2 separate regions of the Homo sapiens genome follow, and region 2 is linked to region 1. A link is an interaction called in ENCODE POLR2A ChIA-PET data of the cell type or tissue named here. Cell type or tissue: Panc1. All regions are shown on one strand.

Region 1 (8,000 bases):
GGGTTTAAAGGCCTGGCGTTTTTATTCCTCAAAGAAAGGTTTTGCACAGTATTTTAAGGTTCAAGTGCTTCTACTTTGTGTTCAGAAGCAACTGTCATATATACTGTGAAATGACACCTTTTATTTATCCCTTTTTATTTATGCAGTATGTCCCCTTTTATTTTGGCAGAATTTTTTCTAAATGGTGGTTTAACATTTTCAAGCACATTTCATTGTCCAATATTCATAGTAAAGAATGAGAGTTAACAATAACCAGTCACATTAAAACAAGATTCCTGCTGCCAGTTGTGAAACCGGTTGTCTTAGGCGTGGCAGCTGATGATTGAGACTGTGATCAGGAAAATTTCCACTATTTCATCAGGCCTAATAGGTAGATTGTGTCTCCAAATGAACTGTGTTGGGTTTCCATGCTTAAAGCACAATAGAGGTGGTGCAAGAATCTCCATGAGGGCTTAAATGGCAGTGATGGTTCAGGCGGTAGAGTTTGGAGAAGAAGGGATTTGAAACAAACCAAAGGAAAGAAAAGTAAGTAGCCAGAAATCACAAAATGGCATTTTTCTAAAAACAAAGGAAAAGGAATAAAAGAACTAATAAGTTTGAAACCCCTACCCCTCCCAAATTTGGCAGGGGGGGAGGTATTTTTTTTCTATCTATCTAACTAACCCATCTAGAAAACAGTTGACCAAATTATAGACTTCTAAATGTTAATCTGCTTTCTCAGTTTCAGTTGAAAAGAGACTTTGTTTTGCCTACTGCAGAACTTCTAGGTTCTTTCTTATAGTCTTGGGGTTCTTATTATAGATCGAAAATGTGAGTCGGCATAATTAAGCCATTCGGAGTCTTCAGAAGCAGTTCACTCTTGAAATGACTCCGTCCGCCTACAGCCATTTAAGATTTCAGAACAAAAACAGATCTTGATTTTCTTTTTCATGTTAACTCAAGCTGTTGCTGAGTGGGAGAGTCAGAAATGACACCAGCTCCACTGATTACTCAGCTGCTGAAGGATGATTTTTTAAAATGCACCTTTACTGTATATGGACTTCCTAATTTCCACCTGTAGAGCATCTTAGGGAGGCTAACATGTCACTCTGGATGTTCTTTTAGAATAAGATGCAAATCTATTTTTCTGAAGGCATTAGAGATAGCAAACATTTATTGTGAGTTTACTATATACTAGGCACTGTGCTAAGTGTTTTGCATAGAAAGTTTAAAATTCTGGCTTTTTTGTTGGCCCAATCATAAGTTTCATATCAGTTCAACATTCAAATTATATTAAGGTACTTAAGAAGAATCCCTGGCTAAATGTGAGGGGCAGTGCCACAGATGGACTGAAACTTTATGCTTATTGCACATTTATGCTATTATTATTTGTTGAATTATAGAACCAAGGGAGTGTGGAAGCCACTGGAAAAAATATGAGACTTAGATACATAATTTGAGTAAAAATGGCTCAAAGTCATGAGGGTAAAGTTTTTTGTATTTCCATTTTATTCGAGCGGCATCGTTTTTAAAAATCATTATGAATTTGACCCTATATAGATGTTTCCAAATAATTCTTTTTCACCTTCATAAAATTCCTTCCTGTGGCTGTGAGATGCCTTGCCTATCAGTTTTCAAGCTTAGTTGTCTTTCTCATCCTTTACCATTTTAGCTTTAAAAAACAAAAGTGACAATTAGAACTTCCTGCCTGCTGGGCCTCACTGAAAGACCGATATTGGCCTGATAAGGAGATATTTATTTTGTTTTAGTGGCTTCAGAAATCCCTCTCCCTCAGCAAGCTTTCCATCACGGCCCCCCCGTCAGCATCTTCCCTGATAGCGTTCTTCTCTGTGTTTATTCTGGGGCTTCAGGCTCGCCCAGGAGGAACTGATAACCGCTGGCAGGAGATAACATTCTCTAAGGGGCTCTCAAATTGGAATCGAATCCCTCAAGCCAGTCAGCCTAGAGAATACATTTAAAGGGTTCAGTTCTGGAGTTTCACAGAGTTCATTTCTAGACCTATCAGATAGCAAGTGTGGAGTTCTTTCTCAACTAAATTCAAGCAGAGACATTTTTTAGACGATGAAGGATATTTGCACAAAGGCTTCAGCATGATCCCCCAAACCTGCTGCCTCTGAAGGCATCTCCACACATTGACAGCCAATGCCTTCAGTGCGTTCCTAGGGCAGGTGTCCTGGCTTGAGTGACTGTCCTCCAATAATCAGAGCTCAAACTAAACATCGTATGTTTTACTTTTGGTTTCCAGGCAAGGCTGAGCAGGGAATTTTCAGTTTTCCCTGCCCAGATGGGTGTTTTTTCCTGAAGGCATCATTTATTGTGTAGCGAGGAGACAGGGCTGGCTGTGGCAGGGATAGTCTAGAACTGTCCTCATTGCTGCTGTTCCTAAATAGTATCTTTACCAAGTAATAACGTGCCGTCTTTGGGAATAAGTGCTTTCCTCTTAGCCTGTTCTGTTTTCTTGGGTGCGCTAAGTAATTGAACTGGCTCAGGAAGTACCTATTGTGGTTTGGCAGAGGTGACTGTCACGCCTTGTGACTCCAGGGGCCAGCACTGCTGGGATCCTGGCTAGACCAGACAGAGCCTTGGTGAAGTGCTTAGGCTGTCTGCACATCGCGAGGAAGGTGGTATTCACTTCGCTAAGCTCCTTGGCATAGGCAGTTTGAACAGGGCTTTATCAAATTCGTATTCAACAAGAGTAGAAGCGAAAATTGATGACTGTGTATTACTTGAAATGAGTCTTAATCTTTCACATTTAGTTCTCAGGGTATGCTGATTTCCTTTAGGTAAACCATGAACATCAGAAAGACTTTTATTAACCTATGACAGGGTCCCCACCCCAGTATTTTTCCACTCCATTAAAATGGAAGTTTTTTTTTTTTTTTTCTTTTTTGAGACAGAGTTTTGCTCTTGTTGCCCAGTCTGGAGTGCAATGGCACAATCTCGGCTCACCACAACCTCCACCTCCCAGATTCAAGCGATTCTTCTGCCTCAGCCTCCCAAGTAGCTGGGATTACAGGTGTGCGCCACCACGCCCAGCTAATTTTGTATTTTTAGTAGAGATGGGGTTTCTCCATGTTGGTCAGGCTGGTCTCGAACTTCCGACCTCAGGTGATCCGCCCACCTCGGCCTCCCAAAGTGCTGGGATTACAGGCAAGAGCCACTGCATCCAGCTTAGGCTATCTTACTCCAGCCTAAACAGCAATTTTCTATCATAAGGTCTGTACTAATGAAAACAGAATCACCCAAGGCTGCTGTTTGTTCTGTCTGTGCTGCCATTGTCCGCATTTTGCTGAGGAGGAAACGGAACTGCACTTTTGAGTGAGTGGCCCAGAGCCTTCTAGAATGAGAGTGCGTTGGAAGCCAGATATGTGGCGATTGTGTCGCCAGCTGTTACTCAGGTTTTCTCAAGAAGGAGGAGCAACTTTGGCAGTTTTGCTTCAGTTCTCTCTAGCCCTCTGTGTAATCGCCCCTTTTTCTTTATTTCAGCACAAACACAGAGCAGTCTAAAGCAACCGAGCACTGAGAAAAATGAACTCTGCCCAAAGAATGTCCCAAAGAGAGAGTACAGCGTGAAAGAAATCCTAAAATTGGACTCCAACCCCTCCAAAGGAAAGGACCTCTACCGTTCTAACATTTCACCCCTCACATCAGAAAAGGACCTCGATGACTTTAGAAGACGTGGGAGCCCCGAAATGCCCTTCTACCCTCGGGTCGTTTACCCCATCCGGGCCCCTCTGCCAGAAGACTTTTTGAAAGCTTCCCTGGCCTACGGGATCGAGAGACCCACGTACATCACTCGCTCCCCCATTCCATCCTCCACCACTCCAAGCCCCTCTGCAAGAAGCAGCCCCGACCAAAGCCTCAAGAGCTCCAGCCCTCACAGCAGCCCTGGGAATACGGTGTCCCCTGTGGGCCCCGGCTCTCAAGAGCACCGGGACTCCTACGCTTACTTGAACGCGTCCTACGGCACGGAAGGTTTGGGCTCCTACCCTGGCTACGCACCCCTGCCCCACCTCCCGCCAGCTTTCATCCCCTCGTACAACGCTCACTACCCCAAGTTCCTCTTGCCCCCCTACGGCATGAATTGTAATGGCCTGAGCGCTGTGAGCAGCATGAATGGCATCAACAACTTTGGCCTCTTCCCGAGGCTGTGCCCTGTCTACAGCAATCTCCTCGGTGGGGGCAGCCTGCCCCACCCCATGCTCAACCCCACTTCTCTCCCGAGCTCGCTGCCCTCAGATGGAGCCCGGAGGTTGCTCCAGCCGGAGCATCCCAGGGAGGTGCTTGTCCCGGCGCCCCACAGTGCCTTCTCCTTTACCGGGGCCGCCGCCAGCATGAAGGACAAGGCCTGTAGCCCCACAAGCGGGTCTCCCACGGCGGGAACAGCCGCCACGGCAGAACATGTGGTGCAGCCCAAAGCTACCTCAGCAGCGATGGCAGCCCCCAGCAGCGACGAAGCCATGAATCTCATTAAAAACAAAAGAAACATGACCGGCTACAAGACCCTTCCCTACCCGCTGAAGAAGCAGAACGGCAAGATCAAGTACGAATGCAACGTTTGCGCCAAGACTTTCGGCCAGCTCTCCAATCTGAAGGTAGGCCTTGAGAGAGAGCAGTCCAAGGGGCTGTGAGTGCATGCTTGTGTTTGTATTTAGCTTGCTTTCCATGGGGTATCGATTGCATTTGCAGTAGTATGAGCCCCCGGTTGGGGATAGTGGGTATGGATTCCGCCTGGCTTTTGCCACTTCTAGCTCTTTGACTTTGGACAAGTGACTTCCCTTCTCCTGATTTTCTTCTGAATAATAAAAAAATTAGGGGTTTGGACTAGAAGATTAGGTGAAACTCCCTGCTAGCCTGTGATTTTTGTGCTTTTAAGAAAAACACCATTCTGAAAACATGAAGATTTCTTCTTTTTAAGACTGTCTTGATGCTTTTCTTAAGATATTTGCATCAACACTTGAGTCTTGGAGCAGAAATGTTAGGTCTCAGAGCCAGCTTGAGAGCAGAGCTAACACATGTGGCTTCTTCCCAGGTCCACCTGAGAGTGCACAGTGGAGAACGGCCTTTCAAATGTCAGACTTGCAACAAGGGCTTTACTCAGCTCGCCCACCTGCAGAAACACTACCTGGTACACACGGGAGAAAAGCCACATGAATGCCAGGTGCGCAGTATTTTCTGGGTAGACCTTCTGACCTTTGTAGAAAATGTCTGTGAGTCACCCTCCCATGTCCTATATAGCCCGTAGTTAAAGCCAACACCAGATTCTGCGTTGTCCCATCCTGGACTGATGGCACTATGGTCCTTCCCAGTACTTTGTATCTGCTGATGACTTGAGATGGCACAGCCAGCTTCCAGTGGGTGGGAAAATGGTAGGGGAAATAAACAGCCCCTCGTGTGCTGTGTGCCCACATCCCCCCGTTTGCTTAATACCACACTGGAGGTGCCACAAGGAGGCTTCTCACCTCCTAGGTTGCTGGGCGTTGGCCGGTAAGCCTGCCCCTCCCGTTGGCAACTCTTAATCTTCTGGCCTTCCTGTCTCCCTTCCCTGCTGTCTCTCTCCCCTACACTGTAGGTCTGCCACAAGAGATTTAGCAGCACCAGCAATCTCAAGACCCACCTGCGACTCCATTCTGGAGAGAAACCATACCAATGCAAGGTGTGCCCTGCCAAGTTCACCCAGTTTGTGCACCTGAAACTGCACAAGCGTCTGCACACCCGGGAGCGGCCCCACAAGTGCTCCCAGTGCCACAAGAACTACATCCATCTCTGTAGCCTCAAGGTTCACCTGAAAGGGAACTGCGCTGCGGCCCCGGCGCCTGGGCTGCCCTTGGAAGATCTGACCCGAATCAATGAAGAAATCGAGAAGTTTGACATCAGTGACAATGCTGACCGGCTCGAGGACGTGGAGGATGACATCAGTGTGATCTCTGTAGTGGAGAAGGAAATTCTGGCCGTGGTCAGAAAAGAGAAAGAAGAAACTGGCCTGAAAGTGTCTTTGCAAAGAAACATGGGGAATGGACTCCTCTCCTCAGGGTGCAGCCTTTATGAGTCATCAGATCTACCCCTCATGAAGTTGCCTCCCAGCAACCCACTACCTCTGGTACCTGTAAAGGTCAAACAAGAAACAGTTGAACCAATGGATCCTTAAGATTTTCAGAAAACACTTATTTTGTTTCTTAAGTTATGACTTGGTGAGTCAGGGTGCCTGTAGGAAGTGGCTTGTACATAATCCCAGCTCTGCAAAGCTCTCTCGACAGCAAATGGTTTCCCCTCACCTCTGGAATTAAAGAAGGAACTCCAAAGTTACTGAAATCTCAGGGCATGAACAAGGCAAAGGCCATATATATATATATATATATATCTGTATACATATTATATATACTTATTTACACCTGTGTCTATATATTTGCCCCTGTGTATTTTGAATATTTGTGTGGACATGTTTGCATAGCCTTCCCATTACTAAGACTATTACCTAGTCATAATTATTTTTTCAATGATAATCCTTCATAATTTATTATACAATTTATCATTCAGAAAGCAATAATTAAAAAAGTTTACAATGACTGGAAAGATTCCTTGTAATTTGAGTATAAATGTATTTTTGTCTTGTGGCCATTCTTTGTAGATAATTTCTGCACATCTGTATAAGTACCTAAGATTTAGTTAAACAAATATATGACTTCAGTCAACCTCTCTCTCTAATAATGGTTTGAAAATGAGGTTTGGGTAATTGCCAATGTTGGACAGTTGATGTGTTCATTCCTGGGATCCTATCATTTGAACAGCATTGTACATAACTTGGGGGTATGTGTGCAGGATTACCCAAGAATAACTTAAGTAGAAGAAACAAGAAAGGGAATCTTGTATATTTTTGTTGATAGTTCATGTTTTTCCCCCAGCCACAATTTTACCGGAAGGGTGACAGGAAGGCTTTACCAACCTGTCTCTCCCTCCAAAAGAGCAGAATCCTCCCACCGCCCTGCCCTCCCCACCGAGTCCTGTGGCCATTCAGAGCGGCCACATGACTTTTGCATCCATTGTATTATCAGAAAATGTGAAGAAGAAAAAAATGCCATGTTTTAAAACCACTGCGAAAATTTCCCCAAAGCATAGGTGGCTTTGTGTGTGTGCGATTTGGGGGCTTGAGTCTGGGTGGTGTTTTGTTGTTGGTTTTTGTTGCTTTTTTTTTTTTTTTTTTTTTAATGTCAAAATTGCACAAACATGGTGCTCTACCAGGAAGGATTCGAGGTAGATAGGCTCAGGCCACACTTTAAAAACAAACACACAAACAACAAAAAACGGGTATTCTAGTCATCTTGGGGTAAAAGCGGGTAATGAACATTCCTATCCCCAACACATCAATTGTATTTTTTCTGTAAAACTCAGATTTTCCTCAGTATTTGTGTTTTTACATTTTATGGTTAATTTAATGGAAGATGAAAGGGCATTGCAAAGTTGTTCAACAACAGTTACCTCATTGAGTGTGTCCAGTAGTGCAGGAAATGATGTCTTATCTAATGATTTGCTTCTCTAGAGGAGAAACCGAGTAAATGTGCTCCAGCAAGATAGACTTTGTGTTATTCTATCTTTTATTCTGCTAAGCCCAAAGATTACATGTTGGTGTTCAAAGTGTAGCAAAAAATGATGTATATTTATAAATCTATTTATACCACTATATCATATGTATATATATTTATAACCACTTAAATTGTGAGCCAAGCCATGTAAAAGATCTACTTTTTCTAAGGGCAAAAAAAAAAAAAAAAAAAAAAGAACACTCCTTTCTGAGACTTTGCTTAATACTTGGTGACCTCACAATCACGTCGGTATGATTGGGCACCCTTGCCTACTGTAAGAGACCCTAAAACCTTGGTGCAGTGGTGGGGACCACAAAACAACCAGGGAGGAAGAGATACATCATTTTTTAGTATTAAGGACCATCTAAGACAGCTCTATTTTTTTTTTGCCACTTTATGATTATGTGGTCACACCCAAGT
Region 2 (8,000 bases), 530 kb before region 1:
AGGTGAGATACCATATTTGCTGGGCTCTGTCGCTCTTTCTTTATTAATTATGATTAAGTATAATCTTTGCAAAGTAGCCCTTTCCCCCACACCATCTGCTATTCCTTTCCCCCATAGCATCTATTTCAGTTAATGAGTGGGATACCCTTCAATGGAGAATTTAGGGAAGCACTGGTGCATGTGAACCCCCCTGGGCCAGGAGGAGGAGAAGTGGATCCCGCTTTCTGACACATTTCAGGGCAGGTAGTTATTGTCCTGTTATAGACTGTCTTTGCTCAACACCATTAGTCCACAAATATTCCCAGTCTCTGTTTAAGCAGTTTTAAAAATAAATGTTCTATCTGCATTTACTTGATTATTGAATATGGTTTTTAAAAAAGATTATGAGAACAAAAAGCCCTTATCATCCAGAGTTTCAGACAAAGCACTGTGTAGTTAGACTCGTAGAAACAGAAAACATGCCAAGGTGCAAGGTAGATAAGATAAGCTAGCTTATGAGAAGCCAGGACTAAGATAATGTCTACATGAATCACGGTTTTTCTTGCAGAATTGGGGCTACAAATTGCCCTTTGCCTGTAAGAATATATCCCACTCATACTAATGAGAATGGCATGCTTGGGCCAAGGACAGATGCAGCCCTTTGGGATTTCAAAACTGGGTGAAGACTTTGATAATGGTTGAGCAGCAGGTCAATATGTTGATCATCACATGATGGAATTAGAGACTATGATCTCTTCTTGCTTCAAAGTTCTCTAGAGGAATGATATGATTTTTTTGGTGTGTTCCCTTACCTGCACCATGCCAAAAAATAACGTTCAAAGTAGAAACAAGACAGAATGATTATACATATCAAGGAAATTTGGTCATTTTTGCCTTTCATTAGATAAAATTGGGTGTGTTTTCTTTTAAAAAATAAACATGATTTGATCAACCTTATTTCTATGCATAAAGTCTAGTAGATAAAAGGCATTGGTAAATAGTCACTGAATGAAATAATGTATGATACTAACTTGTTAACTTGACCTTTCTCCCCAGCTCTTTATTTATAAAATGATTCTTGTGCTATTCCAAATGCCAATTGGAGGGTAAAGAATGAGCAGGCCCCGAGGGAAACTCCAGAGAAATGGAATTAAAATTCTAACTTATCTCAAATCTTCAGCAAATTCCTTTTCCCATTTTATCTACTTGTAAAGTCTCCAAATTGCTCTGCAATTAGATTACTCTAAAGTTAGAATCAACACCAGCATTATTGAGCCTCTTAGAAGTAGTCTATTTCAGTTCTACTTTTTGCAGAAGGCAAACTGACCCCAGAGAGATGAGTGAGTTGGCCTCTCTTTAGTTATGCATGTTGGGAAGATTTTTATTTTGAATATTCTTTTTGTTTAATTGAAATGGTGAGTTAATATATTTGCCCATACTCACCACCCAGGAGAAAAGTCCCCAGAGTTTTCAACTTCACATTTGAACAGTTCTGGGGCAATTTCATTTGCTGGTCAAACTTTGAGGGCTGTTTGTCTGGATGGTGGTCCTTATGGGAGCTGGCTTGTGGGCGCCCCCACAGGTAGTGTATCCCTCTCCCACCCCAAAAGGCCAACCCTCTCTGGCATGGGCATTGCCAGAAAACAATAGGTTATAGATTGGATAAAAAATTCACAAACATCATTGTAGAACCTGCTTTCTTGGGAGCAAAGTATCTTCAGGTAGAAAATTTAGATGAGAAAACATCACATATGTGCAATGAAGGTAAATACTGTAGGCCATACATTTTTATCTATGGTTGACTTTACGGGATTAGCTTTTTGAACGAGTGCAAGGCACTTTCACAGCTCACCTGAATTTTATTTGAAAAGTCAGCAGAAAGTATACATTTGTTTCAGAGAAGAGGAGATTCATGGGTAAACAGACACAGAGCTATGAAATGGTTAATACCCAGGCTAAGTATAATCCTGGCCAGTTATTTATGATATGATTCATGAATGTCAAATAGAAAGAAAAAGTTCACTTTTAAAACCATTGGCCCAAGGATAAGGTCTTTGAGAATTTCATCCCAAACACTGTTCCCTGACTATTCAGATCCTCCTAATGTTGACGGTAGATAACCTCTTGACTTTTTTTTGGCAATATGCCTTGTCTTGTGAACCTGGAGTTAGACAGAAAAAGATAACACCTTCCCTCCTGTGAACTTTGACAAATGACAAGTTCTGAGTCTACTGGAACCTCTTTACTCTTATCCAGAGAAACCTACTAGTCAGCATGTTCTTTTTAGTTAAATCACTCACTTTCTAAGTTCGGCTTAACCTTTGACATGGCATTTTGTTATGGGGCTATGGATTCTTCGTAGGTTTAACAAAGATTATGATACCAATAAGGATTTTAATCTCATGTGGGCTTGTGAAATTCAGTGATAATGAATATAAACTAATTTGTGATGTGGGGGATGGAGGTGGGATTGAGAGGCAGTTTTTCACATGTGAAGCTAATATCTCACAGCTACTTTAGTGGCACATTTAACACACCATGTGCCTAGGGTGGTATATGTGACCGGATGTGGGCTCTGCAGTCACATGTCCCAGTGTTCAAATCCTGATGCTGCCCCTTTCTGGCTGGGTTTTCTTTTTGACAAATTATTCAATTTTGTTAAATTCAGTTTTCTCATCAAAATGCAGTTACAATTCCTATTTCATAGATCTATTGTGATGATTCAAGAATATATAAAAATTCCTACACATAGTGCTTGATAGTGATAGTAGTTCAATACAAGCTACTTTTCTAATCTCTCCATCTAGTGGCCATCAAACCAGCTTCGGTTATCAGAAGGTCATCATCATTATGTGGTTTTGACTCTACACCGATCCTTGAGTATAAGCCTTAAGAATGATATGAGAATAAAGCTCTAATATCCAAAGCTTTAAAATGGGTTAATCATTTATGTTTGCACGATTGTGAAAACTTACAATGCCTTGGTAACCTAAGCTTCATATCCCTTAGAGGGTACCTTGCTGAAAGCATGCCTTTCTGTCACTGAGAGAGTCAGCTCTTCTTAGCCATTCTTTTCTGTCTCTCCAAAGAGCTGGGGAAATTTGTTTCATAATCTTCTCTGCCACAAAAAACATCTATAATTGACAGGAGAAATGTTGTTTTCATCAATCCCTGAGCCTTCCTTTCCTCACTGAAATGAAATCTATTTGTAGTTTTGGGATTTAAGAGGCAAAGCAGATAAGCAGAGAAGGTAATGGTATTCGTATCAGTTGTGATAAAAATGGCTACATTTATGAAACCACAGATGCCATGTATTTTACATATCTTCGAATCCCGACAACAACTTTAGGAAGAGAATTATATGATCAACTTCATCATGCAGATGAAGAAACTAAGGCACAAAGAGGCTAACTTGCCCAAGGCTTTCTCTAAGAATGTGGAGGTGGGAATTTACACCCAAGTCACTGAATGAAGAGTCATGAACACAAGTCACCACACCATTGGGAGACTGATAGCAGTGAATCAAGCCAAGGAATAGTTGTAGTAGAAGCTCACCAATGCATTCCCCTAGTGGACTATTTCCCAGCTGTGGTATCCCAGAAATGGTGAGGTGTCCTAGAGATCCTCATTGTTCTTTAATTAAAATGAAGACAGCTGTCTCATCTACATCAACTATCATATCTACATCCCTTACACAACTAAAAGAGTAGATTTTGGGAGGATAGTATTTGTATTTGTTAATATCTGGTTACCCTGGAAAGACTGAAGGGTACTTGGGTATCCCCTGGATCTAGCTCAGGATCTGGCACATGACTTAAATACTAAATGAAAGAAATGATATGTGTGGAATCCTAGTGCTTTCCTGCTTAGTTGGGGAATCTCAGCCTTACTTTGCATCCTTCATCTCTTTCTATCACATGTGAAAACCTATGAAAGCCCAAATGGATGGATGAACATATAAGCCTGAATTACACTGGATACAACCTGACATATTTCCCTCTATTTCAAGCTGAAGACTGACTAGAATGTGAAGAAGTAAGATAAAAATCTAAACTAGATACTGAATGGAAACAAAGGAAAGAAAGGGGAATAAAAACAGTCTTGCTTTGTTTTCTGTTGCTATAACAGGATACCACAGACTGGGTAATTTGTAAGGAACAGAAGTTTATTTGGCACATGGTTCTGGAGTCTAGGAAGTCCAAGAGCACAACACTAGCATCTGGTGAGGGTCATCCTATGGCAGAAAGGGGAAGGTGGAAGCAAGTGCTCAAAAAAGAGAAAAATGGGGGCTGAACTTGTCTTTTTATCATGCCTGTGATAATGAATCCACTCTTGTGATAATGGCATTAATCCACCCAGGAAGGCAGAACCTTCATGACCTAGTCACTTCTTAAATGTTCCACCAGTTAATACTGTTACGATGGCAATTAAGTTTCAACATGAGTTTTGGAGGAACATTCAAACCATAGCACAAGATGTAGAAAAAGAAGGCAGTGGTCACCAATTGAGTAAGAAATAAATGTCACTAGTTACAACCTTGTCATACTGGATGTGTTGGATCATCCATTTTGGCCTCCTTTCACCTCCCCACGGGCCCTTCTCTGAGTCTCTGAGGTCTTCACCCTCTTTTTTGCAATGACCATTACCTAGGGCTTACTCTTCTTATTCCTCAGTTAATGTCTTCTTGTTCATACTTTAAACTTGTGATCACCACGGACGATACTTTTTAAATGGGTTGTTGTATAATCCTTGCTGCAGCTCAAGGGAAACATTTTCAAGTTCACACTAATATTATTTAATGATCATCTGTATCTTGACTGTCATGATCTACATTGGTCACCTGGAAATTTCCTAGAGGAACTGGAGGTGTAGGTCCTGGGTAAAATCATGGGCTTTGAAGCTAGAACCATTGTAAAACATGGCTGTCTTATTTATTAGCTGCGTACCTTTAGCAACTGACCCAATCTTTCCTATCTGTACATTGGGGATGAGACTATTACCTACAATACAGAGTAGCTACCAGGATCAAAGGACAGCAGGGGGTCTTAACTTTTTGTGCCATGGATCCATTTGCCAGTCTGGGGAAGCTCTTGGAACTTCTTATCAGAATAAATAAATTTGAAATACATAAAAGATTAATAGTATAAAGCCACCCAATCATATTGCTACCAGGATATTTTATAAGCAAAATTGCAACTAGTAATAAACATATTAAATAACAAGATCTAAAAGTGGTTTTGTTACCAACAGGAACTTTCAAGTTTGTGATGAGTAAAAAATGATGTTTTGAGATATCTGTAACAACTGTAATACAATATCAAAATACTTGTAATTTCTATTGGTGACAAAGACATACATAATTATCACTAACATTACCAAAGTTCACCATTTGTATCTATAATGGTAAAAAATGCCAAATTCTAGTTAAAGGTTAGTGAAAATAATATGTAAAATTTTTTCACTTAAGTTCAAAAACCCTCAATTCTAGCCCCAGATTTTTGGACCCCAGGCAAATATCGTGGATTGAAGTCATACAGGGTTTAGCACAGTGTTTGGCTAATAGTGAGAGCTCTATAAATTACTCATTACTCAAACATTTTCTCTTAGGAATTGAAAAGATTCCATGCTATTAGGATGAACCACATGAAAGTGCCAATTTTATATGTAAAAAATCATATTTCAGTAATTTCATATGATTCAGTCTAATTTAGGAACTCTATAAAGTAACATGTGAAACTTTTAATTCTTCGGTATATACTGAGGGTTTTTTTTCCCTAAGAAAATGTATATTAGCTTACCGGGTTTTAAAAGGCATAGACCATTTGGAATTCCACATTTGATTATTTCTTTTGTTTTTTTTTTTTCCCAGTATTTGTGGACAAAGACAAATGGACACCTTTTGGGGTTATTCTAAGATTTATTATGCTTCTTAACATACTTCTTTATCTTCTTAATTATAGAACATTTGTTATGTCTGGGGCTTACTCATTCCTAATGATTCATTTAGACCTAGAAAATCTCTCCCCGATTGCCAAAAACTTTAGTCTTATTAATTTTGAGGGAGTCTATGACCTAACTGCATTTAGGTATCACTTTAGAAAGATACTTGAAATAAGGTACCCCAATAATCTTCAAATGAGTATCTAGTATAGTCACAGCAATAATCTGTCACCTTGGGCAGCACTACTTTGTTCCCAGATGCAAAGGATGGTGACGGGAAGGCTTTCAGTTACTTGATACAATGCAAGTTCTTATAACAAAGTGTTCTTGCCAGTTTACTTGCCTGTAGACCCAGTTAGATGGTAAAATCTGAGAGCAGGGAATTAATGCTCTCTCTTGTTCATTTTGGTGTTCCCCAGTACCTAGCTCTGTGCTGGCACAGAGTAAAACACTCAATGAACACTCACTAAATGAAAGAATGAAGAGATGAAGAACTGCTCTTCTTGCTTCCAGTGGATACAAGAGAAGAGTCAGGGGGCTACGATTCTAATTAGGTTTGTTTTCAACATTCCAGTGTTAGTTTTTACTGTCAGCAATATTGTCAATTCAATAAAGTATAATTACATAAGAGGAAATTAATTTTGTAAGCATTTAAAATAGTCAGGTTGGGCTGGGCGCGGTGGTTTACGCCTATAATCCCAGAACTTTGGGAGGCTGAAGTGGGTGGATTACTTGAGGTCAGGAGTTTGAGACCAGCCTGACCAACATGGTGAAACCCCATCTCTACTAAAAGTACAAAAATTAGCCAGGTGTGGTGGTGGGCACCTGTAGTCCCAGCTACTCAGGAGGCTGAGGCAGGAGAATCACTAGAACCCGGAAAAAACACCTTTCAAGCATTATCAAGCTCTTCAGAGGCATCTGCTCCCATTCAAACTGCTGATCATATTGTTAAAAATTGATAGATTATGGGCAATATTACTACAAGAAATATTAAAATATGCTCATAAGACAACATGAAAATACACCTGGCACATAATGGAGGCTCAAAAATATGATAATTGGATTAAGTGAAAAATATCACATTGTTTTAATTTTTGTTCTTTAAAATTTGTGACAAAACTTGAGCATCTTTTCACATATTTATTAACCATGCATATTCCTTTTACTCTGAGCCATCTCCTTCTATATTGATTGCCCTTCTTGTTAAAAATGGGCTCTTCATATTTTTAGTTGTTTTATGAAGGCTCAATCTTTGGTCCTAAAAACTGATAATAATTTTCCCCTGTTTAACATGTGTCTTTGGGTACGGTTTGTATCAGTATGTATGTTCTTGCCAACTCAATAATAAATATTTTTAAAGTCTTTCCAGTATATTATAAAAACTATGTGCAGTTTTATTTAGTTCTCTTAATAGTTTAATTTTTTACATTTATGTCTTTGCTACCTCCATTTTGGGGATAAGGAATTAGGTAGAAATCTAGCTTTACTGTTTCACAAATGGCTATCCAGGTGTCCCAAAAACTTTTTATTGTAAACCTGATTAGAAACCCCAATTTTACTGAAGTTATCCATAATCTTGTGGTTATTTTTGAGTTCTTTCCATTGAGCTATCTATTGTTGCAAACCACAATTACAGTTGGTTTATCCACACTTGTGTTTTTCTTTCCCAGAATTTTCTTTGCTATTCTCAAATGTTTATTTTTTGGATAAACTTTACAGTCATTTTGCAAGTTTGCCTGAACTTGTGATTTTGCTTTGGATTTTATGAGCATTTAACTCAGTGCCTGACATATGGTAAGATCTCTTTAAGTGTGAAAATATAATTGTAATTATTACATCAAATATAATGACAAATATGAAGAGGATTAACATCTTTGCAATATTGTCTTCCTAAGATTTGGATAGGAAATTTACCCATCTGCTCATAGGGAAAAACTATGCTCTTTCTTCATGTTCCTAGTGTTCACTAGAGTGCTTGTATAGAGCACATACTTAGTAAATATTTGTGAATTGCATTGGTAGTATCTAATTAATTTGCCAGTAGGTATTGTTAAAATACTTTAATATTCCTGTGATTTCAG

Evidence for each region. Peaks named below come from ENCODE experiments on the same cell type or tissue, not always from the same donor. Only the 100,000 strongest peaks of a DNase experiment are listed, where the experiment ranks them.
Region 2: POLR2A ChIA-PET joins it to region 1 with 15 read pairs; 2 of 35 experiments call an interaction of 5 or more read pairs at or near these places.

The regions. Positions count from the first base shown.
Region 1 is chr6:106,101,339-106,109,338 of GRCh38, forward strand. PRDM1 (PR/SET domain 1) reads left to right here. Exons shown (of 7, transcript NM_001198.4): 5 at 3,487-4,595; 6 at 5,033-5,161; 7 at 5,573-8,000. The coding sequence ends at 6,148. Among named protein-coding and RNA genes, the nearest start is that of PRDM1, 19 kb to the left of the region's middle. RefSeq lists enhancers at 3,436-4,150, 4,151-4,864. In Panc1, no CTCF peak of the experiment used is centred here; no DNase peak of the experiment used is centred here; H3K4me3 peaks cover 679 bases; H3K27ac peaks cover 725 bases.
Region 2 is chr6:105,567,794-105,575,793 of GRCh38, forward strand. No RefSeq gene overlaps it. Among named protein-coding and RNA genes, the nearest start is that of LINC02836, 61 kb to the right of the region's middle. In Panc1, no CTCF peak of the experiment used is centred here; no DNase peak of the experiment used is centred here; H3K27ac peaks cover 2,949 bases.